Linked DNA regions of Homo sapiens: region 2 is linked to region 1. Evidence: chromatin loops called from intact Hi-C (ENCODE). Cell type or tissue: heart left ventricle. All regions are shown on one strand. Links, peaks and the distances in the headings refer to the core of each region. The heading gives the core; the rest is flanking DNA.

Region 1 (15,642 bases), core at 3,775-11,774:
GTTTGAACCCAGGAGGCAGAGGTTGAAGTGAGCCGAGATTGCACCATTGTACTCCAGCCTGGGCAACAACAGCGAAACTCTGTCTCAAAAAATAGTAATGATAATAAATAAATAAATAAATAAATAAATAGTGGTTTTAAAGAAGTAACTTCAAAGTATACCTGGCACATTGGGGTGTCTAGTAATTTATTTTAAATATCCCAAGAAAAAAATCCAATTGAATTATTTGATTCAAATACCCTATTTTTTTCAGAGTAAAAAAAAAAATCACAAAATATTAGCCATGTTAAAGCATTTATAATTTGTAAAATACTTTGGAAGTATTTTTAAGTAGCTAACCCCAAGAAATTTGCCATCACAAAAAGGCAACAATGAACTTAAGACTGAGTAAATAAGTTATATAAGGATTATTTTTATCATTTCCTTAGAAGAGAGAAAATAAAAATACAATCTGTTTTCTGATGAGATAAAGATAGATATATATTAAGATAAAAGAAACTCAACATGTAAGGCCTCTTTATATGCAAATTATTTAACCCAAATTTCCAAATAGCACTGAGATGATAGATTCCTTAGCAGTTCCTGTGTTAAAGGAGAGAATTTAGTTTTCTTAGCCTGAAGCAGCAGCCTATAGAGAATCAAGCTGACCAAACTATAGCTTCTAAACCTGGAGTGTGAGGGCCCATAGACTGAATTCAGAGAAGCTGATGCCCTCCAACCCTTGAAATTGCATATAAATATGTGCACACAATGCATCTGCACATATACATGTAGGTGTGTGTGAGAGAGAAACAGTTTGGGGGGCTCGTATTAATAGCTTTCGAGAAATTCTCAGTGTGTCTGTGATGAAAAAAGCCTTTGTCCTCCCAGATTTAGGATTGAACGTGTTGTTTTCTAAACAGCACTCAGCTTCTAGCAATGAGTTGATACTAATGTATTTGGTACAACTTCTACCCCTCGTTCAGAGAGCTTACAGCCCTAAACACTAATAGAGCTTTTCTAAATGTCTACTATATAAATGTTCCTGTCCACATAAGAGAAATGAGCTTTCCCTGAGTAAATGTTTTCATGGCTTATATCCAAGCTTCTAGGGCTCTGAACTCTTCAATGGGGTTATCAAGAATGTAGGACTGGTAGAGATTCAAAATATAATGTGGTATCTGTACCTGAGTCAGAAATATATTCATGGCTGAAGCTTAGCATAATTTAACATTGTCATTCTCTCTTCTTTAGGAATTGAGAGAAATCTGTCTTACCATACTGGCCAAATTCCAATTGGATAATTACATTGTACTTTCTTAACGTGGCTCTATTTTCAGTTTGATTAGTAATTCCTCACTGTCTCACCCAAACATCTAGGAAGTTATTTCAAACAAATAGACTACCTGCTGCCTCTCAGTCCTGACGGAGTAGCACTGCAGTGGGAAATCAATTATTGTGGTCAGTGTAGCTTATAATTTCTAACATATTTGGAAGGTTTATAAGGTAATATTTAATTGCCTTTGCAGAGACAGAGACAATAGACCATAAATATGCATTATGATAACAGATGGTTTAGAGATTGGAAATAACACTAGAATCTTCCAGAGAATTAATACATTCTATATGCAAAGTATCTGTTTGTTTGATCAAAACTTCCGTGGGAATTGAATCCTTCTCTGTGTCCTACTCACAGTTGTATTCCTGGTACCTTGTAAAAAACTGACATATAGTTGACACACAGTGAATGTTCACTGAAGGGTAAAAAAGATGAGGGGAAGAAGACAAGAGGTTTATTTGGCCCCACATTACATACAGTCTAAGGACTATTTGCCCCCTTAAACATAAGTAAAAAAATCCTGGATTTGCCATTCTCAAATACCACCCCATTCAGGTTTTCAAGATCACTTGATAAAAGATCTAAAGCAAACTTCCCAGTCTTTCAGTGGGAATTCTTTGATTATTACATTATTAGTTTTGCCAGAGTCTAAGCAGCTCCAGTATGCCATCCACCCTAACCAATATATCCTTACATTCCCCATGCCATGCACACACACATTAATTTATGAATCATTCATTCAAAAATTATTGTTTTAATTATAAAACTTGCCCCTTTTTTTCCTCTAAATTAATAGCATTTATCTCTTCATCATTTATTTGAGCACCATATGCTCTGCTTTGTAAGGTTGGTATCATTTTCATATGTCTAGTTTTTTCCTCTCCAAATAACATAACCTTGATGATTAATGTCTATAACTCTTCATAACCCCCATAAATACCCAGGAAAATTATTTGCATGCATTTTGTTTCTACTTTAATGAGAATCTCATGGTGTTTAGGATATATAAAGGCTTACCTCAATATATTACAGGTTTGGCTCTATACCACTGCACTAAAGTGAATATTCCAATAAAATGAGTCACATGAATTTTTTGTTTCCCAGTGCATATAAAAGTTATATTTACACTATACCATAGTCTATTAAAGGTACAAAGACATTATGTCTGAAAAAGTAAAGCATATACCTTAATGTAGAAATACTTTATTGCTGAAAAATGCTAATGATCATCTGAGCCATCAGTGAGTCATAAGCTTTTTGTTGGTGGAGAATCTTGCCTTGATATTGATGGTTTCTAATAGACCAGGGTGGTGGTTGCTGAAGGATGGAGTGGCTGTGGCAATTTCTTAAAATAAGACAACAATGAAGTTTGCTGCATCCATGTACTCTTCTTTCCATGAACAATTTCTCTGTATCATGCAATGCTGTTTACCCACAGTACAACTTCTTTCAAAATTGGAGTCAGTCCTTTCAAACCCTACCACTGCTTTATCAACTAAGTTTCTGTCATAGTTTAAGTCCTTTGTTGTCATTTCAACGTTGTTCGCAGCATCTTCACCAGGAGTAGATCTCATCTCAAGAAACCACTTTCTTTGTTCATCCCTATGAAGCAACTCCTCATCCATTTAAATTTGATCATGAGATAGCAGCAATCTAGTCACATTTTCAGGGTTCACTTCTAATTCAAGTTCTCTTGCTGTTTCTACCACATCCACAGTTACTTCCTACAATGAAATTTTGAAACTGTCAGTTATAAAAGTCAGAATCAACTTCTTCCAGACCCCTGTTAATGTTGCTATTTTGATCTCCTTCCATGAAACATCAGTGTTTTTATTGGCATCTAGAATGCTGAATTCTTTCCAGAAGATTTTTTCTTTGCCCAGATTTTGGATCTGGGCAAAGAGGCCAGGAATTCTTCCTAACATCTGCAATGCCCAGGAGAGCTCCTCCACAACAAAGGATTATCCAGCCAAAATTGTCAATAGTGAAAAGGCTGAGAAATCCTATACTGGAGAAAGCATGTGGAAACAGAGAAGAAAAAAAAATTAAAAGACAGAATGGGAACATATTAGGTCAAAAGACAGAGGAGTCAAGCATATGAAATGGCTAAAAAAAAAAAGAAAAAGAAGAGAAATGAAAAGACATAGAACAATATATGTATGTATATAGGCTTTTAAATGGCTAGAAAATATTTGAACAATATCTTAGAAAGTGATAACGGCAGTTGCCTCTGGAACACGGGACAGAGGCTTTAGATGAAAGAGGAGTTTTCATTTCATATACTGCTCTGTAGTGTTTGGAATTTTACCTTGTATATGTATTGCTTTTTTAATTAAAATTGTTACTTAAAAATTAGAAAAAACTTTTAAAAAATACCATTAATAGGCCAGGCGCAGTGACTCATGCCTGTAATTCCAGCACTTTGAGAGGCCTACACAGGACAGTCCAGGAGTTCAAAACCACCCTGGGTAACATAATGAGACCTTGTTTCTTATTTAAGAAAAAGTCATTAATAATAGAATTAATTAGCAAATTTGAAATCACCCAGAGAATAATTCAGTACTATCATTATATTGTTACTTTCTTAAATTATGTGATAAAATTGTATCTTTCTTCAAAAATAGCATATGTGATTTAGCAGTGGGGAAAAATAAAACCTGCTTTGCTTTCTCTTGCTTCTAGAAAAACGGAGTGACTTGAGATCTTTTGCTAAGACCTCTCAAGTCCACTCTTTCATTTTTTATTCCATGGCATCCACTCTTATTTGAGACTCTCATTACTGCTGTTGTAGACTATTTCAATAGCCTTCTAAACAGTTTCCAATCTCTCTCCAATCTAATCTATTTTATCTGCCACTGCCAAGATTAATCGCCTTAAAAACTTACTCTTAGATCATTCCAGTTCCTGTTCAAAGCCAGCCTTCAGTCACCTGTGCCCCATCCGCTGCTCAGCAGGGCATTGAGACCAGGCTTCACTCTGGTTGATTCCATATACACAACTCCTGCCCAGCCAAACTAAATACTCACTCTGTGTCTCACCTGTCCCCAGCTCTCTGCCTTTGTGAAGTCTCTTCCACAAGAAAAATCTCCTGCACTGAACCTCAGCTTTAATATCCCCAATTTCATCAAGGCATCATGACTACACCAACCAGAAGTAATCGTTCCTTCTTAAATTCCTGATACCTTGTGCCTTTCTTTATGGCACATATATCTTTTTATCTCATATTATTGTTATTTATGTGTCTAATATTCCCTGCCAGAATTTAAACCCTCCAAGATTGATTCTTACACATGTTTCCTATAGTGCCCAGCACTGTGCTTTCTGCTTAGGACCTACTGAATGAAGAAATGAATAAAATGAGATGCTCGATATTTATTACATTTATTTTTTATTTCAATTTGATATCCATTGCTTTTGTTGGTAAATTCCATTAACATAAAACACAGTAAAGGCTCATACAATAAACATGGATTATAGAAAGTGCTGAGAATCATTTTCTTCTCAGGCTCTATTTAAAATGCTCATCTACTTGCAGCGAGGATCCTGTTATAGAGAAGGTCTATTTTTGTAATGGAAATGGATGACTGTCAGCATTTGGATTAATAGATAATCCTCTTGGAAGGTGTAAGGGGAAGGAGAAAGAGAGTACTAAATCCTTCAGCATCAAGTACAAGCTTTAATAAAGGAGCCAATAAAATAAAGGAATTAAGAAGACACACCAAAAGCCATATTCAGGTCAGACTCAAGTGCTGTTGATTTATGCTGGACCTACTCTTACCCTCTGCCCTTGTTTGTTCTCTTTCTTCTTGCGCCTGTAAACTACAAGGCTCTATTTCTCTCATTGCCATAATTCCAATTCTTCTACTTTCTTGCCTGGATTACTGCAACAGCTAACAAAGTTCATCTTCCTGCCCCCAGCTGTTTGCTTATCTGATTCACCCTGCACAGCAGCTGCCACAGCTATCTTCTAAAATCAAAGCATTGTGTCCCATTACTTCTGGACAAATCCAGGCTCTCTAGCATCATCGTCAAAGCTCTTAAAATTATGTCCTCTCCTACTCCCCAACCTCCTCATAGCTCAGGCTCCAGCTGGACCTTCAAGAGATCCCCACTGGGGATGTAAAGTTTCTCTCACTTTACAAATGGAATCTTCTGCTTGGAATGTCCATCTTGCCTTCTCTGACTTTTCACTCTTACTAATTGTTTAAGAGCAAGTTGAAAGGTCGACACATCAGAGACGTTTGACCTGACATTCCTCTTCCTTCCTAAATGGTTTACTTTTCCTTATGTGGAATCTGGTAGCACTTTGCACACACCTCTGTTAGCACGTTTCATTTTCTCCTAGACTATTTGTTTACATACTTGTCTCTGAGCTCAGAGCTATTCAAAAGCATAGACATCTTTCTGTCCCCAGAACACAGAAGAGAATTTGTGGTGGGGGACAGGGTAGATACCGAGTGGGTGAGTGTTGTGAGTAAATTTCACTGTACCCCACCTGGCTACAAGCATGGGGACTTCTCTCATACTTCCTGCCCTCCCCACTGCAGCCACACAGCCCCTTCTTTGGGTCCTTAAGCATGCCCAGTTTGTATCTGCCTCTGCACTAGCTTTTCCTTCCATCTGAAATACTCTCCCTTTATTTCTTCCAGTGGCTGGCTCCTTTGTATTCCTTCATTCTCAGCTAAGATTTGCCCTCTGAGACCCACCTTTCTGAATAACCTGTGTCAAATAGCTCCTCTTCGCTGCCCCAGTCACTAACCAACATATCACCTTATCTTGTTAGCTTAGTTATACTTACTATACCCTGAAATTGTAGTCATTTATTGATTCACTTTTTTATTGTTCTTTTATTTGATGTCTGCTTTCCTCTCATTAGGAAGGAACTATTTAGTTCATCATAGTATACCTGGTGCATCTGGCTCATAGTAGGTGCTCAGCACATGAATGAATGAATGAATGAACCAATAAATGAATGTTTGCTGGTTTTGTAAAAAATCTATCCAGAAAAGCAAACAAAGAAACATTATTCCTATCGTAAGAGAACTCAAATTCTAGGAACTTTTATAAATTTCATGGGTGGGGCTGAAGCTAAAAATATTTTGGCAACTAAAGCACAGAGACACTTTTGGTATGCTAGGGTTCTGTTATAATACTCTCGTCATTTTGTTATTTTAAGCATGCCGTTCATGACGCAGAAATCTATTTAAATTGGCTGAATTTAGGAACAGTGCCACAGAGGAAGTAGTGGCCTACACTTGCATGATGGCTATCCTGCAAGCATGATGTTAATCTCAGATACTTAGAGCCTTTGGTGCCCTGCACAATACCGCATATGTAGTGGGTACTGAAGAAATATTTACTAAGTGACTGAATGAATGCCTTTGTAGTCTTGCCCTGCTTTTTTCAGAAGAGCTTGAATTATTGCCCAGTTCTTCTCTGGGGGAACCTAGGGTTTACTGGCCCTGTTCCCATCTCATCCATTGTAAAAATCCTGGCCTCATGCTGCCTGGAGGAAAGTAGGACCAGTCATTTGGCAGCACTGTCTGCTGTGGCCAGAAGGAAAAGGCTGCTTGGTGCCAGCAGATTTAAAAACAAAAAACTATTTGCCTTTGCTTGATTGTTTGAGAGAATAGCTAACTTTTCTCTAACCAACAAGACAAGCTCATCAGTGTAAGTCTCCTTCATACCCCTTTGCATTCTGATTCAATTTATCAAATATCTGAGTGCATACCTGGTACCCGGCAGTGTGCAAGGTGTTGTGCATAAGATAAGTAGAACAGGCAAAGTCCAGGCCTTGAAGAGTGTATGGCCTAGCAGGAAAGATGGTCTTGATTGTCTACTGCATGACATCGCCTGTTTCTCTGCATGACCTGATCTACTTCTAAGATTTTGTGGCTGCAGACACATGCTTGCTTAGACCACTTTCTGGTTATATTTTATTTTAATGAGACTGCTTGAAGTTTGTCTCAAGAAAAAAAGGCTTCATTTTCTTTTTTTCCCCTTAGTACCTGTGATGTGATTTCTTTTTCTTTTTTTTTCTTTTTTTTTCTTTTTTGTGAGATGGAGTCTCACTCTGTCACTCAGGCTGGAGTGCAGTGGCACAATCTTGGCTCACTGCAACCTCTGCCTCCTGGGTTCGAGCAATTCTCTGGCCTTAGCCTCCTGAGTAGCTGCTATTACAGGTGCATGCCACCACACCAGGCTAATTCTTGTACTTTTAGTAGAGACGGGGTTTCACCATGTGGGCCAGGCTGCTCTTGAACTCCTAACCTCAAGTGATCTGCCTGCCTCAGCCTCCCAAAGTGCTGGGATTACAGGTGTGAGCCACTATGCCCGGCCTTCTTATTTGTCCATTTTCTTCTACTTATGTATCCAATGGGATGGTGTTTTTCTGAAGGCTGATTGTCTTAAGGTCTCATTTACAGGTGTAGACATTTGCTATCCCTCATGTAGCAGTTAATCATGATATGGGAATCCAAACGTTGCATTCAATCTTTGCTGTCTTTGAAATAAATGCAATAGCACTAGTCTGCTGGATCCCATTCTCCTTACTCTTTTACTCAATCAGATTTTGAAGTCTTTTAGCACGTATGTGGCCTTTGCACTTTTTCCCTCTCTGCTGCTGTTGTCAATTTTCTTGGAACGTCTACTTTAGATTATTGTCTTATGTTTTATTTATTACAAGAATAAACTTAAAAAGAATTTGTTTTTGAGACAGGGTCTCACCCTGTGTCCAGGCTGGAGTGCAGTGGTGCGATCTTGGCTCACTGCAACCTCAACCTTCTTGAGCTCAGGTGATCCTCCCACCTCAGCCTCCTGAGTAGCTGGGACTACCACGCCCAGCTAGTTTTTGTAATTTTTTGTACAGATGGGGTTTTGCCATGTTGCCCAAGCTGGTATCCGACTCCTGGGCTCAAGCGATCAGCCCCAAGCGATCAGCCTGCCTCAGCCTCCCGTAGTGCTGGGACTACAGGCATGAGCCACAATGCCCGGCCTATTACAAGAATAAACTTTATAACCATAATTATGAACAGAGTTGTGGTCATAGTGCACATCAGATGACACTGAAAGACTTTATATACCCAAAGTCTTATAATATGAAATAGTTAACCACTTTCGTTCAACAATTACTGAAATCCTGTCTATGACAGTATACTGGGTTAAAGACTGGAAAATTGAACATTACCAGGAAACTCCCTCTACTAGGGTTAGCTCATTCTTTAGACCCTGCTATATGCCAGAAGACAAGGTTACTAAGAAAAATGACACAATCCTTGCCTTAAGGAAGTAGACTGTCCAGGAAGAGGGAAGCATCAGTGCAAATATGACATATTAGAAAGGCTTCAATAGAATTAGTTTCTGGGTTCAATAGGAGAGTGATCAGATCTACTTTAGTGATTTAGGAATTAGAGGAGAGCAGAAAAAGCCTCACAGAGCTAGATGCTGAGCTTCTAAACTAGATTAGGTGTCTTACTATACAACAAAAGTTGAGGGAGCTTCTAGGGAAACAAAGATACAGAAATGACAAAGCGTGCTATGTTGAGGCTGTTTCAGTTCATATAATTTGAAGCACGGCATATGGGGCAAAGAATGCTAATGGAAGGAAGCAAAGGCAGCCTGATGGAGGTCCTTATAGTTTATACTGAGCAGGTATGGAGGTTTGCAATATACTGAAGGTGAGGTGAGAGGGAGAGCAAGCAGGAGAGGGGATAAAATGTTTTAAGTGGAGTAGTGGCATAATTTGATTTGTATTTTGATAAGATCATCCCGGAGGAAGCTTTAAGGTGAACTGGAGGCAGTCAGGAGAGCATTTCTCTACTGCTGAGTCATGACACACTGTAACATCCATTGAAATTCATTCAAAAAGATGATTTGTATATGTTGCTAAGTTTAATTTTCTGATTTCTAAGGAATTTTATCTTCACGCTAATAGGTGAGCTTGGTCTATGATTTTCTTTCTTATATTGTTGGGTTTTTTTCATTTTTTACAGCAAAGTAAAATATCCACAGATGAGTTTGATAGCTTTTATTCTCTTTCTAATGTCTAGAACGGTTTTACAACAGGCAATCCTATCTGTTCCTTGAAGATTTGGTTAAAATCACCTAGAAAACCATCTAGGCTTGGAGTCTTTAATTTCAAGGATGGAGAAAGTTTTTGTATACTGATTCAATTACTTTAATGGTTACTGGATTATTCAAATATTCTATTTTTTTCCTTGACTCAATTTTATTTTTATTTATTTATTTATTTATTTTTATTTTTTTGAGACAGAGTCATGCACTGTCGCCCAGGCTCGAGTGCAGTGGCCGGATCTCGGCTCACTGCAAGCTCTGCCTCCTGGGTTCACGCCATTCTCCTGCCTCAGCCTCCCGAGTAGCTGGGACTACAGGCGCCCACCACCACGCCTGGCTAATTTTTTTTGTATTTTTAGTAGAGACGGGGTTTCACCGTGTTAGCCAGGGTGGTCCCGATCTCCTGACCTTGTAATCTGCCCACCTCGGCCTCCCAAAGTGCTGGGATTACAGGCGTGAGCCACCGCGCCCGGCCAAATTTTATAATTTACACATTTCTATAAAAGAGTCTAGCTCATGGTAAATCTCTTCATTTTCAAAATTATTCGCATAAAAAAGAACAAATACTTTTTTAGGATAGATGGAAATATTTTGGTTGTTTGTTTGTTTGTTTGTTTTTGAGATGGAGTTTCACTCTTGTCACCCAGACTGGAGTGCAATGGCATGTTCTCGGCTCACCGCAACCTCTGCCTCTCGGGTTCAAGAGATTCTCCTGTCTCAGCCTCCCTAGCAGCTGGGATCACAGGCACACGCCATCACGCCTGGCTAATTTTTTTGTATTTTTAGTAGAGACGGGGTTTCACCATGTTGGCCACCCTGGTCTCGAACTCCTGACCTCAGGTTATCTGCCCACCTTAGCCTCCCAAAGTGCTGGGATTACAGGTGTGAGCCACCGCGCCCGGCCAAATATTTTGTATTTTATTTGTGGAGAAAGGTTCACAGATATATGTATATCTATCAAAACTTATCAAATCATGTATAATAGATATTCATAGTAAATAACTTATAATCTCATAAAGTTAATTAACATTTACTGCAGAAAATTATACATAGTATTTTTTGTGATAAAAAATTATTTTCCATATTCTTGGGTATGTTCTTTTTTTGCTCTTAATATTGTTTATTTGGACAATCTCTTCTTTTTTTTAATGAATTTTGTTTAAAAGTTTGTCCAGTTCATTATCTTTTAAATAACTAGCTCTCTGAGAATAACCCTTAGCATCTTTGTTTTCTTTCTCTTTCTGCCGTAAGTACCTTGCAATATCCCTGCCACAACTACCACCACCATCATTTTGGTGGGGCAAGTGCGAACAGGCAATAAAGTAGGTGACTAGAGGATATTACAACATTTGGGACACAGGCTAGTAATAAAGGGATGATTTTTCTTGTTTCAAAGTGCCTACTGCAGCCAGCTGGTCAAGCCTCATAGCTATTGGAGGCAATTTCCTATGTGCAAATTGATGTAGTTGGAATATTATGTGGTGTCTTTGAGGAGAACCCCTTTTAGAATTCTTCAGAAGGGCTTAGCTGACAATGTGGATACTCATTACCCTGTAGGAACTGGGTTCTAGCACCTTTGTATTCAAGGTCATGATATTGGCTCTTGATGCTTAACTCACAGACTGATGAAAATGGGCAGCAGAATCTGAAAATAATACAGCATCAAATAGCTGCTAGTTAATATATTTTACTGTCTTAAAATTTATTTTTTAAATGTTTTCTTTTTTATTATTACTATTTTAAAATTAAAATTAGTATTATTTTATTTTACATAGAGATGAAGTCTCACTATATTGTCTAAGCTGGTCTTGAGTTTCTGGGCTCAAGTGATCCTCCTGCCTCAGCTTCCCTGAGTGCTGGGATAATAGGCATGAGCCACTGCGCCCAGCTACTGTCTTGAAATTTATGTGCTGATTTTACCAACTAAATATATTCGGTTACTTAACACAATTTAAATTTTTCTTAAAAAAAACACTACTCTTTTGGATTTGAGGGAGCTAATTATACTTTATTACTAAATGTGAAAACTTGATTGCTTTTTTATTTTTCTTCTAGTCAACAAATACATTCTAGAAGAAAACATCATAATATGTGAAATGGACTATTTAATAATGCACTACTTATATCTTAATACCAAATAAGATCTGAGGAAGTAATATTCCCATTAAAAGTATATTCAGAGATGCCATTGTTAGTTGTCTTGGGGCTTATTCAAAGTAATCAGGTCCTCTGTAACAGATGTACCAAAATGTTGAAAATCCTTCCTTATATGTACAAGATAATTATGTGCTTTTCAAAGCTTGAAGGAAAATGTATTTTGTGGGTAGAACTTGATACTTACAAAGTCTAACTAAGCAACCTAATGGGAAATCAATTGTGCTTTTAATGATGCTGGACATCAGCAACAAAGTTATTTATCTGAAATCTGAATTAGATCTCCTGGAATTGAAAGAGGGGTTATAAATTTGAGTAATTCTTTTTCTTACTCTCCTGTGCTCTTTCGAAAAATGTATTTGAGGCATCTTTTGTTTGTTTTGTTTCTTTCTTAGGGAAAAGTTGAAACCCCAAGATTGAATGCCATTTTATGGTTTGCTAGGGCTGCTGTAACAAGTAACAGGCTGAGTGGCTTAAAAAACAGAAATTTATTTTCTCACAGCTCTAGAGGCTGTAAGTCTGAAATAAAAGTGTCAGCAAGTTGGTTTCTTCTGAGGCCTCCCTTCTTGGTGTGTAGATGGCCGTCTGTCCCCTCTATCTTCACGTGGTATATTAGTCATATTTACATGATGGCAGTGGTGGCCTGTCTGGAGTGGCCGCTCCCATGACCCCGGCTACAGCAAGGGAGGGAGGAGCAGCCAGGGCTTCATGCTCCATGGAGCCAGCAGGAGCTGGGAAGAAGTGGAAGCCTGCCCCCTTCTGAGTTGGAGAGGCGGGAGCCCAGCCAACCTGGGCACAGCTGCTGTGGACCTGGGCATCTCTGCACTCTCCAGGCCCAGGAAGCCCCTGCCCACTGCAGGCTCAGAAGTGCCTGCTCCTACTGCCTGGCCTCTCCCTGATCCCGGAGACCACTCTGATTTCTGAGCAAAGTTGTGGCCCAGTCCAGGTGCTGTCATGAGCTGGCCGGGTGTGCACATGCCTGGGGCAGTGCTGACACATCAACCCCCTGCCGACTGGGCCCCCTCCAGACTTTGGGCACTGATGAGCATGGGAGGGAGGCCAAGAGGGGGCTAAAGGCAGCTCAGTGCAGGCCTGCAGGCGCCGCTCAGCACGGACAGCCTGGATGCCATGGGTACTGTGGAGGGCAGGCCAATGGTGGCAGGAGGCAGACAGGCTCCTGGGTGGAAAGGGGAGGGTCCCCAGTGAAACCCCACCTTCAGGCCAGGGATGACCTGAGGCCTGGGGTCCAGGCTGCCAGTTCTGTGGACCAGAATGAGAACTTACGGTGCTTTTTCCGCGCCACCTGTGGCCACCCATGGATCAATCAGCACATACTTCCTCCCCTCTGAAGCCTATAAAAACCCCCAAACTCAGTCAGACTTGAGCAGATGACAGGATGACCTGCCTGCAGAGAGGAGCTACCCACTGTGGGTCTCCTCTCTGCTAAGAGTTGGACACTCGTTGGGACAACCCGCCTGCAGAGAGGAGCTACCCACTGCAGTTCTCTGAGCTGTTCTGTCACTCTATAAAGCACCTCTTTGCCTTGCTCACCCTCCACTTGTCTACATGCCTCATTCTTCCTGGATGTGAGACAAGAACCTGGGACCCACCAAATGGCAGGACTGAAAGAGCTGTAACACAAATAGGGCTGAAACATGCCCCTTGCTCGCCGTGTTGTAGGCAGCAAGAAGGAGAGAAGAGAGAAGAGAAGTGCCGTGGCCCTTCAGGGAGCCCAGACCTAGTAGCTCCCGAGCCAGGGCTGTGACACCCGCTTTGAAGCTCTGCGGTTCCCGGTGTCTCCAAGCTTCCAAACGCCACCACATTTCCTGGTGCCAGCAGTGGAAGCTGCTTGTGGTACTTCTGGTCCAGCTGCAGCCTAGCAGTGAGCCAGCATCCATGCCAGTGCCTGGAGCTGCCTGCCCCACAGTAGCCAGAGTGCCTGACTGTGTGCAGCAGACAGACCCCATGCTCGCTCACTCACATGCCTCTCACCACTCCACACCTGGCTCGCCCTTGGCAAGTGTGGGATCCGGGCTGGTAGCACAAGCCAAGTGCAGCCTGCCAGGCCGAGTGGGCACAATGAACCCAGCAGGCCTAGGCAAAACTCAGGCAAAGGCACCACTGGCAACAGAGGTTTCCAGCTGATGAAGCGACACCCCAAGGATCCTGTAACATATGTATGTGTAAATATACAAACATATATACATACATAATTAGTCATTATATACATATTTCTGAAGAGAGAAAAATTTTAAGGAATTGGCTCATCATTATGGAGGCTTTGGATGCTCAAAATCTTCAGGTAGAGACCTGGAAAAAAATTGCAACCCAAAGGCAGCCTGCTGGCAGAATTCCTCCTTGCTTGGGAAGGGCCAGTCTTTGTTTTATTAAAGCCCTCAGCTGATTGGATGAGGCCTACCCACATTGTGAAGGTAATCTGCTTTACTCAAAGTCTACCAATGTCAATCTCGTCTAAAAGCACTGTTATAGAAACATCCAGACAGTTTGACTAAATATCTGAGCACCATGGCTCAGCCACGCTGACACGTAGAGTTAATTAACCATTACACAGGGCCTTCCCTCTGTACCTGTCTGTGTCCAAATTTCCTCTCCTTATAAGAACGCTAGTCATATTGGATTAGGACCCACCCTAATGACCTCATTTAAATTTAAAATTCTGTCTCCAAATATAGTCAATCTCTGAAGTACTGGGGGTTATGACTTTAACATATAAATTTGTGTAAAACATAATATAGCCTATAACAGCCATTACCTTAAAACAGGCATAAATAGGAAGGGAAAAACAGTCCTCCTAATGCTAAAAATGTGTTATTTCCTCTTATCTTAGGATAAAACGTGTTTGTGAATCCTCAGATAAACCAATTAATTGTAATGGAAAGTAACTTTTTCATAAATTTACATTATGAATCTAGAAGTCAATTTCATTTTTCTTTGCCAAGGGTATTTACATTATCATAGTAATTAAATATTAGGTTAAAAAAGGAAAAAATTTTTTATTCTGGCTGTTTCTGAATTTTTACTTGTTTTCATTTCATACTTTTATATTTAAAATTAAAGAGCAATGTGTGAGATATTTTAGTCTTGACTTATGAAATAATTTGAAGTCACTAGTAAAAAAAGTTTCCACTTTTTCTGAAAATATAAGACATACATATGGGAAAACCACCAATAAAAACAGAAAAGAAAATTAGCAAAAGAATATAAAATGAGGGCAAATTAAAAACCACATCTTCAATGGTTATCTCATTAATGAAATCTTTTAACATTATCTCCTAGGTTTTCTTCAGTATCCCAGTCTCTTAGATCTCTAAAATCCATTTAACAAAAGGGCAAAATATTTTCCTATCTCTGAATGAAAAAAAAAAATTTCTGATTCTCTTTTTGCAGATAATAAGGAGATTTTTCTTTCCAAAGCAATTCACAAGTCCTTCCTAGAGGTTAATGAAGAAGGCTCAGAAGCTGCTGCTGTCTCAGGTACTGTTTGCTAGAATCTTCTCCCCTCTTCTAGATTTGTATTTTTAGAGCAATCTTGAGTGGGGAGTGGGGTCATTTTCAAAATGAAGCCAAAAAAGTCACTCTGCTCTAACTTAGAAGTCAAGCAAATGCTGAACCAGCCGGAATTTTCTAAATAGAATGTGAAGTGTGAACTCACTCCAGTGCCCCTTTACAGATAACTCTCATCTTCATTTTCTCTCTAATGAGAGACAGGAGGACATTGGCAGTTCTGCGAAAATAGATTTTTTCTGCTGTGCTGCCTGTTTAAATATTTTAAATATTTTCCTGCTACCCATTTAAACATTTTTCTTCCTACCAAATTATTTGCTGAAGTTGATTCTTAATTTTGTCAGCAAAAAGTTCTTATTTTTTATTTTCATGGTTACATGGCAAATGTATATATTTATGGAGAATATGGGATATTTTTGATACAGGTATGTAATGCATAATAATGACATCAGGGTAAATGGGGTATTCATCACCTGAAGCATTTATCATTTCTTTTTATTACAAACATTTCAATCATACTTTTCCAGTTATTTTTAAATGTACAACAAATTGTTGACTTATAATCACTTTGA
Region 2 (15,642 bases), core at 5,037-13,036, 60 kb before region 1:
AGGTATATGCCGAAAAGAGTTGAAAAAATGTTTGTCTACACAAAAACATCCACAGGTGTTCATAACAGCATTATTCATAAAAGTGGAAACAATCCAATGTTTGTCAGTTAATGAATGGATAAACACAATGTTGTATAGCCATCCAGTGGAATATTATTTGACGATTAAAAGGAATGAGGTACTGATACTACAGCATGGATGGCCCTTGAAAGCATATTAAGCAAAAACACCAAACACAGCAGGCCACATTTTATGTGAAATATCTAGAATAGGCAAATCCATAAAGACACAAAGTAGATTACTAGTAAGGGACAAAGGGGAATAGGAAGTGACTGCAAATAGTTATGGGGTTTCTTTCTGGGGTGATGAAATGGTCTAAAATTAGATCTTGGTGATGGCTGCACAGCTTGATGAACTTCTTAAAAACCACTAGATTGGCCGGGCACGGTGGCTCAAGCCTGTAATCCCAGCACTTTGGGAGGCCGAGGCAGGCGGATCACGAGGTCAGGAGATCGAAACCATCCTGGCTAACACGGTGAAACTCTGTTTCTACTGAAAATACAGAAAATTAGCTGGGCGTGGCAGCGGGCGCCTGTGGTTCCAGCTACTCGAGAGGCTGAGGCAGGAGAATGGCGTGAACCCGGGAGGCGGAACTTGCAGTGAGCCGAGATCTTGCCACTGCACTCCAGCCTGGGCGACAGAGCGAGACTACGTCTCAAAACAACAACAACAACAACAAAACACTAGATTATACACCTTAAAAGGGTACATTTTATGATATGCGAACTATATTTTAATAAACCTGCTTTTTAAGTGAATATAATATTTAAAACTTTTAAAAATAGGAGTTATGGAAGATAGAATTATGAGGAACCCAGACTAGCAGATAAAAAGTAATGTAGAATAAAAAATTCATTCTACATCACTTGGCCTCACAGAACACCATGAAAAATTAGTGAAGAGAAACTAAGACCTACCCACACTTTGTTAAAGTTTTTTTGTGTTTTGTTGTTTTTTTTTTAATTTCAAAATGAAGGCAAGGAAAAAGCCTAAGCAACTTTAAGCAGATAAAAATAAAGGAGGCGGAAATATCAGCTTATCTTAATACTTCTTTATATCTTATTTTTCACTCAGAAAATATAATACTTAGGAACAAAAAAGTGTGATCAAAACAAAAAGAAAAAACTAGAACTTTAAGATAGAATGACAAATACTAAACAAATATATTGCAGTTATCAACAGCTTTAGTCCATTAGTGAAACACAAAATCCATCATACTGGATAGAAAAAAAAAGTCAAACTATTTAATATTTAAAAGACAGGAAGTTAAGCAAAAGAATACTAGTTTAAAGTAAAAGGATGATGAAGCAATAAATAGACAAAAATAAGTTTTAAAATGTAAGGCAGCTATATTTGTATAAGACAAGGCAGAATTCGAGGCAAAACCTTTAAGGTCAAGGAAGGTAATTTATATTGATAAAGGTGTAATGCATAGTGAAGACTGAATAGCCATGAGCCTATTTATGTCAGTCACATAGAACTAACGTCGCTAAACCAGTCTGAAAAAGAACTGTAAACATGGCCTTTGGTGCCAGATCTTGATTCAAGAGGGAAAAAGTAAATAGTCATGCAACATTAAAAATAAGGAAGGGATAAAAATGGACTTTGGAAGAAATGGAGATGACAACGTCTCAGAGGTGGTAGCATTGATGATGCGGATTTGAGGGAATTTGAGTATGAAATCAACTAGTTTTGTCCCTGAATTAGCTCAGGGATTACAAAATAGGTCAGCAGTCAGCACACAGGTAAGACAGAGTGTGTTACTCTGTGTGTGTGTGTGTGTGTGTGTGTGTGTGTGTGTGTGTGTTAACTGTATCTAAATACCAGTTCTCCACAATGAGTACCATGCTCTGTTGTCTTACACTGAGCTCTTTTTGGTCATTTTCCCAGCCTCCCTGGCCTCTGTAGGCATTTGGGTTTGTTACCACTAGTTTGGGATACGGGAGAAACTGATGAAGAGGAGTAAGTTTTGAGTCAAGCAGCAGGAAAAGAAAGAATAATTGTAATAATTCAAAATGTAACCGTTGTAAATGAGCTGAAAACGTAAAGCATTTAAATCTTTACAAGGATTATATTTATGTACATTCAGTTTGCTTCATGTTATTAAAAATTACTCACTGAGATATTGATATATCACTATTTTGAAATTATCCCCTTGCTTTTATGATTAAGGAAGTCAACTTTCATTAAAATACTGAATCTCATTTCCTCTCTTCTGTGTCTTAAATTTTTGTTTGTGTTTTTTTGCTCTAGTTTACTCTCATACAATGTTCCTTTTATGTCTTACCTTACCCTAATGGGAACATTTTATTTTTTGGTTTGACTCCTTCTCAACATCCACAAAACATATGAAGACATCTATGCTTTTTACCATCATTAAAACATAATGTTCAGCTAGCTGCCTGGCATGAATAATCCATCACTGAGGACCATTAACCATACATGACAAGCTACAGTACAGTAATTGCTATCTTTATACAAGACAATTGTGACTATAAGGCTGATGACTTAAAACCATAAACCCAGTCTCACTTTAAATCTAATAGTGCACCAACTGATATTTTAAGTAGTGTTCTCTTTTCTTCTTTTTAGAATGACTTATAAATGAGAAACTTTAACAGGAATATCTCATTTATTAAAAGGATCCAGAATTTCCACTGTAACACACCTTAGAATGCAGGAAATAAGCTTACAAACCCAGCCAAATTCCTTGCTGTGAAATTCACCTTATTTATCCATTAGCCTTTATGCAGAACCTGTTTACTGTTAATAAACTGTTTAATTTACTATTGAATGCTGTTTATATGTTTAGACAAATTAACAGTGACTCAATATAAACAAAAGATGAGAGGGGAAAAAAGCTAAGAAACTAAGAAAGCATAGGTGCCGGAAGGGTTCATGTCTTGACCTCAGAGAAGTGCAGAGACATAAGCTGTGGGGCAGTATGTAGTGCTCAGTAGATACTGGCTGGGTGAATGAAGGACAGAGCCAGAAAGTTTTAAAAAATGACCTTCAGGCATAAGAAAGAGGATTAATTGTTACATTTCCACTTTTCTGGAAAAACTAAGTGAATTATATATTTTGTTAAAGTTTCATGCAAATGGGTAAAATAAAAATAAATTTCGGTGCTTAAAAAGTAAATTCACAGCTATTGATAAAACACCCAGCCGGGATGACTTATTTTCAGAGAAATTAAAGAAACCAAAGCTTTGCTTTTTTTTCTGGATGTCACTACATGTATATGTTACCCAAATATCTAAAATGACAGCACTGAAATGTCTGTTTCAGAAATGTGCATATGAAATGATTAATTACACATTATGTAACATATCTTCTTCCCAGGTTGAATTTAGCAAGCTCTATGAGAAATATTTTTTCAGCCATGCAGTGTAGCTTGGGAAAGTAAGAACAAGATGACTGCACATAGAAATTAATGAAATAGAAAAGGCAACATGGAGCAATGGGTTTGCCATCACGTGTTCGTGATGCTTATTTGTGTATCATGTGAAGGCTATTATTAGTATGTGAAGAGAAAGTGAAAGGTTTACAGGAGGCAGTGGGTGTTGTCTAGAAGGAAATCCAGAACTGCTTCACTGTTTCTGAGACTGAACTTTTTACTGTGACCTAAGCACTAATATCTTTACATCCATACATTATCACCCTTAATTTTTATGACAATCGTATGAGACAAGTACTATCATAATTCTCATTTCATAGATGAGGAAAGTGGGGCATAGAAAATCATATAGGTTATTTCAGGTATCACCACACAGTACCTAGTTTGCATTTGTTTCCAGCCAAAACATAGTTCTGCAATATAATTATGATCTCAGAAGTAACCAGAATACTTTGTGTATTTCTATGGAATTGTCCATATTTACTTCACAGTATTTGTATATTGTACCTTGCATTCTTCAACTATGAATTCTCTTGCATTCTTAAAAAATTAGACAGCTGCAATTACATATCTAAACCCTATAAAAATAATAAAATCAATATATAAAAACTCTAACTTCAGACAAAAACTAGAGAATGTTTCATGATAATATTAAAAAAAGAATAGAAAATCCACGGCAAGCTTACTTTAAATTAGGCATTTCAAACTGGCAGTTTGACAGACTGAAATCTTTCTGTCTCACCTCCTGCCAGCTAAATTATGTTTTGCAGAGTTTATTATGTTAGGAAAAAAAAGATTTTCTTTAGGTAAGGAATATCCTCTTCAGTTACCGCAGACTCCTCTATTCTCCATTATACTGGACCAATTCACACATTTATATTATCTGCTAAGAAACTGCAGACTTCTGAGTTTGTCAGAACTTTCAATCATGAGCACCTTGGTAAATTTAAAATATGCTATTGAATTATTAACATAGTTTTTGGAATATGTCTACTTGATAAAATGAGGTAGCCCTGTAATTACACAAAGTAAGTCAAACTGTATCAGAATAGTTTTTCAAAGCTTAGTCTCTATAAGCAAAGATTAAATTATTAAGCAGTCAACCGTATCTGTTAACTTCCTTTAAATGTTTTCTCCACATGGAAAGGAATAGGAAATAAGAGATTTTTCTTAAGCCAGATGAAAAATTTGAGATGTGTTAAATTACTCCGCTAAATATATAGATTTATCAGAGAATAGTGTTGAGGTTATCGACACAAATGGTGATGGGTTGTCAATGGCATTTTCAGGCTGTCAACTCAACTGTCAGGATGAAACTAATTGGTACATCATATGCAGCGTTATGTATGATTTGTTCTAATATCTTTTCCAGTACGGTATCTAGTATCTTTTTCATGTACGATAATAAAGCCTCCAATATTAGTGATTCTCCTTCATGTGTGAAGTGACATTTTAAAACTGTATACTGTCCCACAATATAAATGGATTTTGTTTCAAATTGTGTTGTATGAAATTAAACTTTGTGAAATTGCCAACATTTGACTATTTTTGACCTACCAAAAAAAGGTAATTTATATGGTTCAACCTAATACAATAGTTATGCCAAATGGGGAAAATGTTTTTCAAGAGAAACTGAAATACAGGTTTGTTTTGAGATTAGTAATAAACATGCATTGTGTTCCTGCTTTCTGCCAGACCCTGAGCTCTCAAGGAAGGTCATTTTCTCTCTTCATCCTCCTAAGTCTTGCATGTGTTTGGGTTTCCCAGAGCTTGGCCATAGGGCACCTCTTCTCCACACTCCCCAAAAACTCTAATCCAAATGTGCTCATAACTCCTAAATGTATCTCTAACCCAGACCTACACTCTGAACTCTGACCTTATTTATCTAACTACTTTCTTAACTCTCCAAGTGGATGTCTCATGGGCACCTCAGATTTACCTATCCAAAGCAAAATTCATGATCCCCTATCTCACCCCTCTCTGCTTTTGTTCCAGCCTTCTCCATCTTAATGAAGGACAGCTCCACCTACCTACCCAGCTGGCTGAGTTTAAACCTGGGAGTAATCCTGACTCGCCCTTCCTTACTGTTACCTCTGTCTTGTCCAATTTATTTTTTAAATAAGTCTATCCATAATCTAACTATCCCTTTTCTATCTTCATTGCAACCCCCATAGTCAACTATCTTCTCTCACCTGGATTGTTACAATAACCACCCAATTTCTTCTTCAGCTTCTGCTTGAGACTCCCCATACTCTCTCCTGTATAACTTTATAAATTATACTGTGTTTAGGAGAAAATGCAACATCCTTGCTGCTTACAAGGGCCTAGATAACCTAGCCCCTACCTCATAAGCCAGCCTCTTCTTTTCCTTTGTTCATTGTATTATTTCAGTTCTTTAATCACAGAGCTCTTTTCTGCCATCAGGCCTTCATATTATTCCCTCTGTCTGGAATACTGCTTCCCTCCTTAACTCTTATTTATCCTCATGTCTCAACTTAAATAACACTTGCTTAGAGAGGCCTTCCCTGATTCTCTCCTTAATCTAAAATAGGTCCCTGTTATTCTTTTATGTGACACACTATTACTTTTTATTCATTGCACTTAACACAGTTTTCAACTAGGTGCTTTAATGCATGTGTGTTCGTTTAATGTAAGCTCTGTGAAGGCAGAGCCCTTGTCTGCTGCTTTCACCTCCATGTCCAGGGCCCAGTACACAGTGGATGCTCTCTGCTTGAAATGAAAAGTATAGTCTATATTGGATGTCGATGCTTGAGGAAAGCCAGATGTTCAGAGGAGGATGTGAGGGGCTTTTGGAAATGTGGTATGGTTTCAAATCCCATCTTTGTTTTGGGTGACTTTTCTGAGCCCCTAGATTGTAAGCTTTCTCAAAGCAGTTATTTTGTCTATTTTGTGTAGAGGGCACTGCTCTATTCCCAGTGCCCAGAAAAGTGCTTGATAATTAGGGATGTTCAATAAATATTTGTTGAGTAAATGAACTGTTTCCTCTTTCACAAAGTTCCTTTCTCATGAAACTATAAGGGTGGTAAATAAAGAAAATATAGGAAGCATCTAATGTATAGCAGGTACTCAATAATGCCAGAAACCCTAGTGGGTTTTTCAAAACATAATTCTCACATTTTTTACAAGAGTGATTCTCAGAGGCCTTGGGACCCTATGAAGATTGGGGGTGGGGAGCAGTGAGGTGGGTATCTTAAACTTACCCCTGTGGCCTTTTTTCAAACTACCTAAACTTATACTTCATGTCCAGTGCCTACTACAGACTGGCTATTTTTCATGAAGAATATATCATATTCCTCAGGTGTGCTAAAGCAAAGATTAAGGAAAATATGTCTAAATCTTGCCTAGAACCAATGTCACAAGAATAATAGCTAATAAAGGAGAACTGTATATCAGAAGACTATCAGTGTTGTTAGGCTAAAGAATGTATATTAAAAAAGGAACTGTGAAATAATTATATAGTGATGCTACTGTCTCTCTTCTGGTAAGAAATATCAGAATGTGTGCTTGATAGAGTGTCTCTCTGGATATATTACCTTGGATTCAATTTTAAAGGCATTTGCTAGCCCTTAATGTTTTTTAAAAGGGGGAGAGGAGTAGATTTCTTATTCTCCAAAATCATGTATTAACCTTACTTCAAGCTGCTTTTTCAAGGGAAATATTTATACTCCCAGTAACTGGTTGGAAGAGATGCAGTTATGCCACATTTACCTTTGTTTTATCCAGTTTAAGAATTTGTGAGCTCTGTATTCATTTTTATACTGGTTAATTAGGCATGAAATCCAGGAGGGATAAAGGAATAAAGGTCAGAATCACCACAGGCTGTCACAAATCCCAGAAATAGGGGAAGTGAAAATTCACCAACCAATTGAACCACACATTACACACAGCTAGACCCTGGGCTACAGAGATGCATCTTCAGCAACTGGAATAGATGAAAGTGTCTCTTAAAGCCCTCCATTGATCTATAATTGTAAAATGTTTACAAGCATTTTGATTGTATACAACAAAAATAAGCAACTTTAAGTGTCCTACTTCTGTGGCACATACATTTTCATAATTTACAGATTCTATTATCTGTGCTTTCTTTAGTATATGTACACTGTTCAAATTTGAATATTCTAAATGTCAACAAAGAATAACATTAATGTTTATGACTTGGCCATAAGGAAATCCACAGTGCAAAATCTGAATTTTCACGTCCTTGGAACATACTGGAAGTGTCACTAATCAGATAAATCCACTAGAAGAAAAACTTCTGTTAGAGGTATAATCCAGAAGGGAAGTTGATTGAATACAACTGCATTATTTGGTTATAGCAGAACTGCCACACTATAGGATTTCCAGATTCATCCAGGTAAATCCTTTCATTTTCTTCCACTTCAGGAGTTCTCAATCTTTGCTGGTCTGCGTGTCCACCATGGAGTTCAGGTTCAAGCTATTTTTGTCCATGTCCTACCCAACCCTGAGTAGGTGCTTGCTTCTTGGATCCCTGCTAGCACTTTTTCATTCCCTATTAACTGACCACCTAGTTGGCCTCCTCTTCCTTCTTTCTTTCTTTCCTGCTGTTCACAGATATCTTTGATAGCTCCTTCCTGCAGCCTCATGCAGCTCAATGAACTGTTCTGCTGTCTGATCAAAACATTCATTCAACAAATCCCATTCCTTCTTGACTTTTATTCCAGTCTTTCAACAATCCTACCAGGTTACTGGGCCATAGCTCTCATTGTAAGCATTAAGATATAACTCCACAACTACATTTTTTTAAGTTTAGCTGTATGGGAAAGAATCATGCATATTAATCCATGACCTATTTCAGGATGGTAGTTTGGAAGCACTTCCTAATTAAGAAACTCTGAAAGAAAGCACATGGCATTATCACGATCACTCCAAATGGACCTCCTTTTAAAGTCATTTCAGATTTCACCAGCAGTGCACATTCACTCCTGATTTGGAGTAGGCAAGTGACCAAGGATACTGGTAGATTCAATATTTTAAAAGGAACTTACTGGTAAAAATAAGTTCTTGTTTCAAGGAAATAGATGATGGTCTTATAGTACTTCAAAAGGGCCCATTAAGATAGAGCTATACTTTGTAAAAATATTTGTTATTTTAGGTTAAGCAATTCAGAGAGAGGAAACCATAAGAAGGCTGTGGTTGGTACTGGAACCTTGTAAAATGAAGATCAAAATCACTGACTGTTCATACTTGAAATTACAATAAATGTAAAATGTGACCTTGGTATTATGGCATAGTCTTTTAAAAATGTCTTTGTTTTCATTTGTTTTTCACTTTCTTCTGTAATCTCTCAGATTCTGGTACTACTGAAATAGTTTAGCTTTGTAAACCTAAAGCCTATATTATTAGCTATTAAAACAAGTAGGTGTTGCTGATTTTTTTTTTTTTTTTTTTTTGGCTGTGGTCCGTCCTGCAGACCCCAGCTGCATGACGGATGAATAACGTACTCAGACACTGATATTCAGTGAAAGAGTTGGCTAGGGGACCAGGCCGCTGACTGAAAGAGATGTAGCAGCCATGACCCTGACTAGCTGGCTCCTCCGACATTTATTCAGCACACATTAAATGACAAAGGCTTTGAGTCAGCACCACTAGAGGCTAATTAACCTGGTCACTCTCCCCACCCCCTGACCCCTGCCCCCAACCCCAGAGAGCCATCCTGCCCACGAATGATCAAAGGTTAGTTTTAGGACCACATGAGTAAACAAGTTATTTAGATAAACTCCTCTACATTCCTAGGTATCCATGCCCTATGCTTTTAAGATAATTCAGCTGCTTTCAGTCAAACACTTTACTGAAGCTATGTAAACCCCCAGGCCTTCCAAGAAGTTTTGTGTTTATTTCCCATAATTTTACAATTTCTCCCACCATCCTGACCCAACCCCCACATTTTTTGAGACAATGTCTCACTCTGCTTGCCCAGGCTAGAGTACAGTGGTGTGATCTCAGCTCACTGCAGCCTTGACCTCCCAGGCTCAGGTCATCCTCCCATCTCAGCCTCCCAAGTAGCTGGGACTACAGGCATGCACCACCACATTCATCTTTGTTTTTGTTTTTGTTTTTGTTTTTTAGTAGAGATAGAGTTTCACCATGTTACTCAGGCTGGTCTTGAACTCCCCTACTCAAGTGATCCACCCACCTCAGCCTCCCAAAGTGCTGGAATTACAGGCATAAGCCGCAACACCCAGCCCTAAAATTGCTTTTGTAATTAAACTTCCAAATAAACATGTCTAGCCATTAGTTAAAAGATAAGTCATCTTTTTTTTTGAAAAATATATATAAGCATATGCCCCTTGTAATGACTATGGCAGTCATGCCATAAAAGCAATTTCTAGTCCACCACTGCAGTTATTTAGATTAGCTATTTGATTTCCATTAATCCAAAGAAGACCAGAACATCTAAGTATCTACAATATGCAACCAACTTTCTGCTTCAGACTTTATAAATAATGTATTCTGCGTCTCAGCTGACTCTTCGTTATGTCACAAGTCTAAGCCACCATGTAAAAAATAGACTTAGTGACTCTATGTAAATGAGGTTTTCTGCCTGTAGGGAATCAATTCTGTGAAATTCAGTGAGTAATAAAACAGCTACAAAGGATTTATTAAAGAGAGAAAAGTGCATCTATTACTGATTAGGATATTTTTAGGGAAAGGCACATTGAACAGCAACCTTTAAATAATCAAGTTAGTTAATCACAGTATCAAATGACTTTAGTGCTGGAAGGAATCTGAAAGATCAAAGACCAACCCTCCTGTTTTACTGATGAAGCCTAGAGCTTTTTCTAAGACCAGCTTTTGAAAGGACCTCACACTAAACTGCAAGGTCACTGAAGGCAGTGTATAATGGTTGCTTATATCCGTGGTGTTTGTGCAGTGCTTGGGATGTATTAAACACTGAAAATACGAATTTGCATGATGAATTAATAAATGATTTTATAAACAAACATGAGTAAAGGAATTAATATGATCTCCTTGGTGTTACATAGGAATTTCTGTTATACAAATCATAATGAACGTTAATGTTACCTGTTTTCAAAAAGTATTCTCGTTTTTAAAGGAGCCTCAATTAGTGAGATCTCTCTCTCTCTCACACACACACACACACACACAAAATATATATTACACTATTAGATATAGTCATTGAACTTGTAATCATACTCCGTGTTGGCCTCTGTATATTCAAATGAACCAGGGATATAAATGTTCCTAACTGTGGCTGGGTGTGGTGGCTCATGCCTATAATCCTAGCACTTCGGGAGGTTGAGGCAGGCAGATCACTTGAGTTCAGGGGTTTGAGACCAGCCTGACTAACATGGCAAAATCCCATCTCTAATACAAATACAAAAATTAGCTGAGCTTGGTGGCCTGCGCCTGTAATCCCAGCTACTCGGGAGGCTGAGGCAGAAGAATCACTTGAACCCAGGAGGCGGAGATTGCAGTGAGCCGAGATCACGCCACTACACTCCAGCTGGGGCAACAAAGTGAGACTCCATCTCAAAAAATAAAGAAAAATATAAATGTTCCTAAATGTTCTTCTTGACAATTGTCAGAAAACCAAATCTCCAGCCAGAGTATAAATGTCAGGGGTATTCAGCATTCTGATTTATGTAACACAAATCCCTATGCAACAGACAGGAAGTAATATTAATTCCTTTACACGGATTCATATTTTGAATGTCTCCGTATCTTTCTAAGTCTTTTGTCTTCATTCTGGACCTGCAGGTGTGTGGATCCGGTGCCCTGTGTCCCCTGATACCCCACACATTTTTTCTTGTCTAAGCTTACATTTTAATCAAGCTACATTTTTAAAGAGGTATTTCTTTGGATGGATTGATTTTTAACAAGACATTGATCTATGTGAGTTGGACCATCTAAAAAGTCCATAACAAATCTGGGACAATTTGAAAAATAAGTAATGATAGCAATGTATTATAGCCCGTAGAATAAAATAAATACCTATGAGTCTCTACTGACACAAAAAATAATTTCGATACATAAGTAAATGGGAGCAAAGGGACAGCTATTTCTTATAGTAGAATTCCAATTGATGAATGTAGAAAGAATGATGGAAATAGAAAAATCACAGTGTGTCAAATATGGCATTAATCATTGTTGCAGATAATCATTAACAGATTAAAATTAGTGTTCAAAGATATGATGAGTAACAGGATATTTGTATAACCTTAAAGTATCCAACCACATGACACTTTTTCACAGATTGGAGGAGACTAAGGACATGTGGCAACTCAATGCAATATGGGATCCTAGATAAAATCCAGGGTCAGAAAAAGATCATTATTGAAAAAATTTAAACGAGGTCTATAGATTACTCAATAACATTGTATCAGTGTTAATTTCCTGGTTTTGATGATTATGCATTAGCTATAAGTGAGATATTAACATTTAGAGAAACTGAATGAAGGATATATGGGAACTCTACTTTTTTTCAACTTCTTTGTAAGTCTAAATTTATTTCAAAATTAAAATTTAAAATGTTTTAAAAATAAATACAAAGGTTATAACACTCTCTTATATTTGAGTGGCTCTTTATAAAAGAAGCTTAAGAGATACAGATGTTTTTATGATCCACATTAGACACAGGAAATAGATTCCAGTTGTTTCAGTGACTTGCCCAAGGCCACTCATTATAGAGCCAGGTGTTCTGTTAGATTCCATTTTCCTCTCTACAGAAACTGCTGGGCTTTACTATTTCATTCTCATAACTACTTTACAAAGACAGAGAAGGCATATTGTTCCCATTTTATAGACTTTGAGTTCCAGAGATTTCTCAAAGACCTAAAAATAGAACTATCATTTTACCCACAATCTGACTACAGATTTTTTTTTACTACCCAAAGGAAAATAAATCATTTTATCAAAAAGACACCTTACTCATATGTTTATCACAGCACTATTCATAATAGCAAAGTCATGGAATGAACCTAAGTGTCCATCAACATTGGATAAAGAAAATGTGGTATATATATATATATATATATGCGCCATGCAGTACTATGCAGCCATAAAAAAGAATGAAATCATATACTTCGTAGCAACATGGATGTAGCCAGAGGCCTAATATTATCCTAATTAAAATAACTCAAAAAATCAGATACCAAATATTCTCACTTATAAGTCAGAGCTAAACACTGGGTGCACATGGATATAAAGATGGAAATAATAGACACTGGGGACTCCAAAACTGGGGAAGGTGAAAGGGGGTGAGTGTTGAAAAGCTACCTGTTGGATACAATGTTCACTATTTGGGTGATATTTTCACTAGAAGCCAAAAACTCAGCATCACACAATATGTCCATGTAACCTCCACATGTACTCCCTGAAACTAAAATAAAAATAAATGAAGTAATGAATGAGACTGAGTTCCAGCTAAAGTAAAAAAAAGCCATAAATAACACAGATTAGTGAGTAGATAGAAGTCCAAGTTTTCTCACTCTTAATCCAGTTTTGTTTTTATTCATATTCTGACAGGTATTTCTGTAGCATTCCAAGAGACAGACATTTCTGTAGTCAAGACACTGCATATATGTATGTACGTATGTATATATGCCACGTGTCCTTAGTTTCCAATCTGTGAAAAAGTGTCATGTGGTTGGATACTTTAAGGTTATACAAATATCCTGTTTCTCATCATACCTTTGAACACGTGTACATATATGAAAATAGATATGACTTGTTGGGGGTCATCTTCAATGAGATGAGCTTTGAAAGAAGATTAAAAGTTGGCCAGGTGAAAGGAATTAGGAATATCATTCTAAGTAGGAATGGTGCTTAAAATTCTGCTTCTGGCAAACTTAAATTAGTTATGATGTCTCATCAATTCCTCTGGGTTATCAACTAGATGTTACCATAGTTGCAATGGTTCTGGTAAAAGAAGTGCCTGCTGCCAGCTGGATAACTAATTTCAAATATATATATATATATATATTCCTGACTGGCTTGGGAACTGTGAGATCATATGCTGTTCTGGCACCAGGGCAGCAGCATAAGGCATCTGATCAGAGAATACATATAACCTCCAATCCTCTGATACTATGTCTCTGGGTTGAACATGCAGCCTCAGCTTTAATTGGTGAGCTGGTGACAAGAATTTCCTCAGTTCTGGAAGCCTGGCTCCAAATTGTGTGTGTGTGTGTGTGTGTGTGTGTGTGTGTGTGTGTGTGTGTGTGTCTTAACTGTGTTACAGCACTTAACCTGTTTAAACGCTATGGGTTGTTTAAGTGGAACATCTCTCTGGATTTATCTAATCTGGCCAAAGATTACGCAATTCAGATTACCTGAACTTGTCCTTTCCTTCATTGGTTTCAAACGTGTTCAGATTAGCCTACAAAGAGGATAAGTTCAACAAGGGAGATGTAAGGCATTAACATTTAAGATCAATTCATCACACAGTTCTGAAAATAACAGTGTAAAGGCAAGTTCAGGCAGAGTTAAACCAAATGATTATTTTCTGCAGGGTGGGTAGTTTTGGATCTTGAGCTTGTGTCATTGTTTTGGTGACATGCGGAATTTATGCATCTGTATTTGAACAAGATTTAACACTAGTACAACAGCTGTTCCTTAGAACAAATGAACTCTTTGCTTATATAAGAACCTTTAACCTAACCTAGAGAGGGAGAAAACAGTGCCTCATATGGTTTACTCACGTGTGATCTTTTGCCCCAAGCCTGCCTTCAGACTTTCGAACAATAGACTTAATACATTTGGGATTGCAGGTGTTTTTATAAGTGTATCCATTGCAAGACTAGCCACTGGGTTGCAACAGCTTTGAGGCTTGAAGAACCCAAATAAAAAGATGAAAAGTTTGGTGATAGAAATTTTAGTTTGTTAAACTATTCATTGTCCCCAGGTTAAAAACTTTATGGGCCTCTATTTAATGGCTGATGCCTTTGCCCAGATTCTCTGTTAATAAAACTAAATTCCCAATTGTAACAATTTCTAATTGTATCATCAAATGTAGTAGCATAAAAACTTTAAGCCATGTTTGCCTTAAAGATTTGATTGATGTGGTGGGGTGGAGGACTAGTGAGTAATACCTTTATTATCTGACTTGTGTAGGCTCATTCTACCTTAACCCACCCTCCAACCATTGTATAGTCTACTCATGTCCTAATTCCATAAGACATTAGAGTAATTTCTGTTGCATAAATGATAGCTTTCATTGCTTATAAAATGTGCTTCAATACACTCAATAATGTCTTCTTCAAACTTATATTGCATTGATTACATCTGGCAGCCCCATATGGTAAAACGTAGTTATGACCCTTCTAATTAAATTATAGTTAGAAACTCACTTCTGGGGTGCAGCTCAGCAATCTACCAAATTTCTCAGTGACATTCAGAACATGAAATAACTTGGGGAGAATAAATTTGCAACACAAATGGGAACAGAGGAGAAGGTTTTCAATCTCTATTTATTTTTCAAAATTCATTACTTGTACAATTTATTTTCCAAACTAATTCTAAGCAAAGATGAGTAATACTACCTTGGCAGGAGTCTGTGCTTAAGATATTTCCATATGTTTAAGCAGAAATACCTAGTATGGTACTTTCCCTATAAGTAGAATGCCATGAAAAACGTTCTTAAGACAGGTTCTCCAGCACCTCCTTCCACCCTTGGTCTCGATGAAGGACCCCATGTCCTATTTCACAGAGAAAAGGGAAACCTTCAGAAAACTTCCACACTCACTACCACTTGTTTCCACCCAAAAGCATCTGTACCCATGTACTTTACCTTTTCTCCTGTTTCTATAGATACGTTGTCGGTGCTTCTCTATAAGGTCAATGCCTCTGCTTGTGTTCTAGACTTCATTCCCTCTCCTCTCCTCATGATACCACTCCTGCAGTGCCCTTCTCCTCCAAATAATCAACTTCCCCCTCCCCTAGATCATTACCCCTAGGAAACAAACGTGCTGTTTTTTCTCCTGTCTTAAACAAACTAGAAAACGAAGAAAACTCTTTCTTGACTACTCCCTTCTCCACCCAGCTACTGTTCTTCAAGAGTTTTCTTTGCTCAGTTTCTAAATTTTTGTTCCCCATTCTTCCTTAACTCAGTCTAATGAGGCTTTCAGTTTCACTCTCCACCTCAGCCTCCCCATTCCACCTGTATTGGCTTCTTGCTGATCTGT

The links. Hi-C counts contacts between places; a loop is a spot of excess contacts. Peaks named below come from ENCODE experiments on the same cell type or tissue, not always from the same donor. Only the 100,000 strongest peaks of a DNase experiment are listed, where the experiment ranks them.
Region 2: it touches region 1 in a loop (1.9-fold over the local background); 7 of 110 quality-filtered maps call a loop at or near these places.

What each region holds. Positions count from the first base shown.
Region 1 is chr3:167,808,033-167,823,674 of GRCh38, forward strand. It overlaps SERPINI1 (serpin family I member 1), which reads left to right. Exons shown (of 9, transcript NM_001122752.2): 7 at 14,954-15,040. Among named protein-coding and RNA genes, the nearest start is that of SERPINI1, 80 kb to the left of the region's middle. RefSeq lists a silencer at 8,075-8,274. In heart left ventricle, for the core only: no CTCF peak of the experiment used is centred there; no DNase peak of the experiment used is centred there; H3K27ac peaks cover 2,936 bases.
Region 2 is chr3:167,746,927-167,762,568 of GRCh38, forward strand. The region is part of intron 1 of SERPINI1 (serpin family I member 1); the gene reads left to right. Among named protein-coding and RNA genes, the nearest start is that of SERPINI1, 19 kb to the left of the region's middle. RefSeq lists an enhancer at 3,563-3,682. In heart left ventricle, for the core only: no CTCF peak of the experiment used is centred there; no DNase peak of the experiment used is centred there.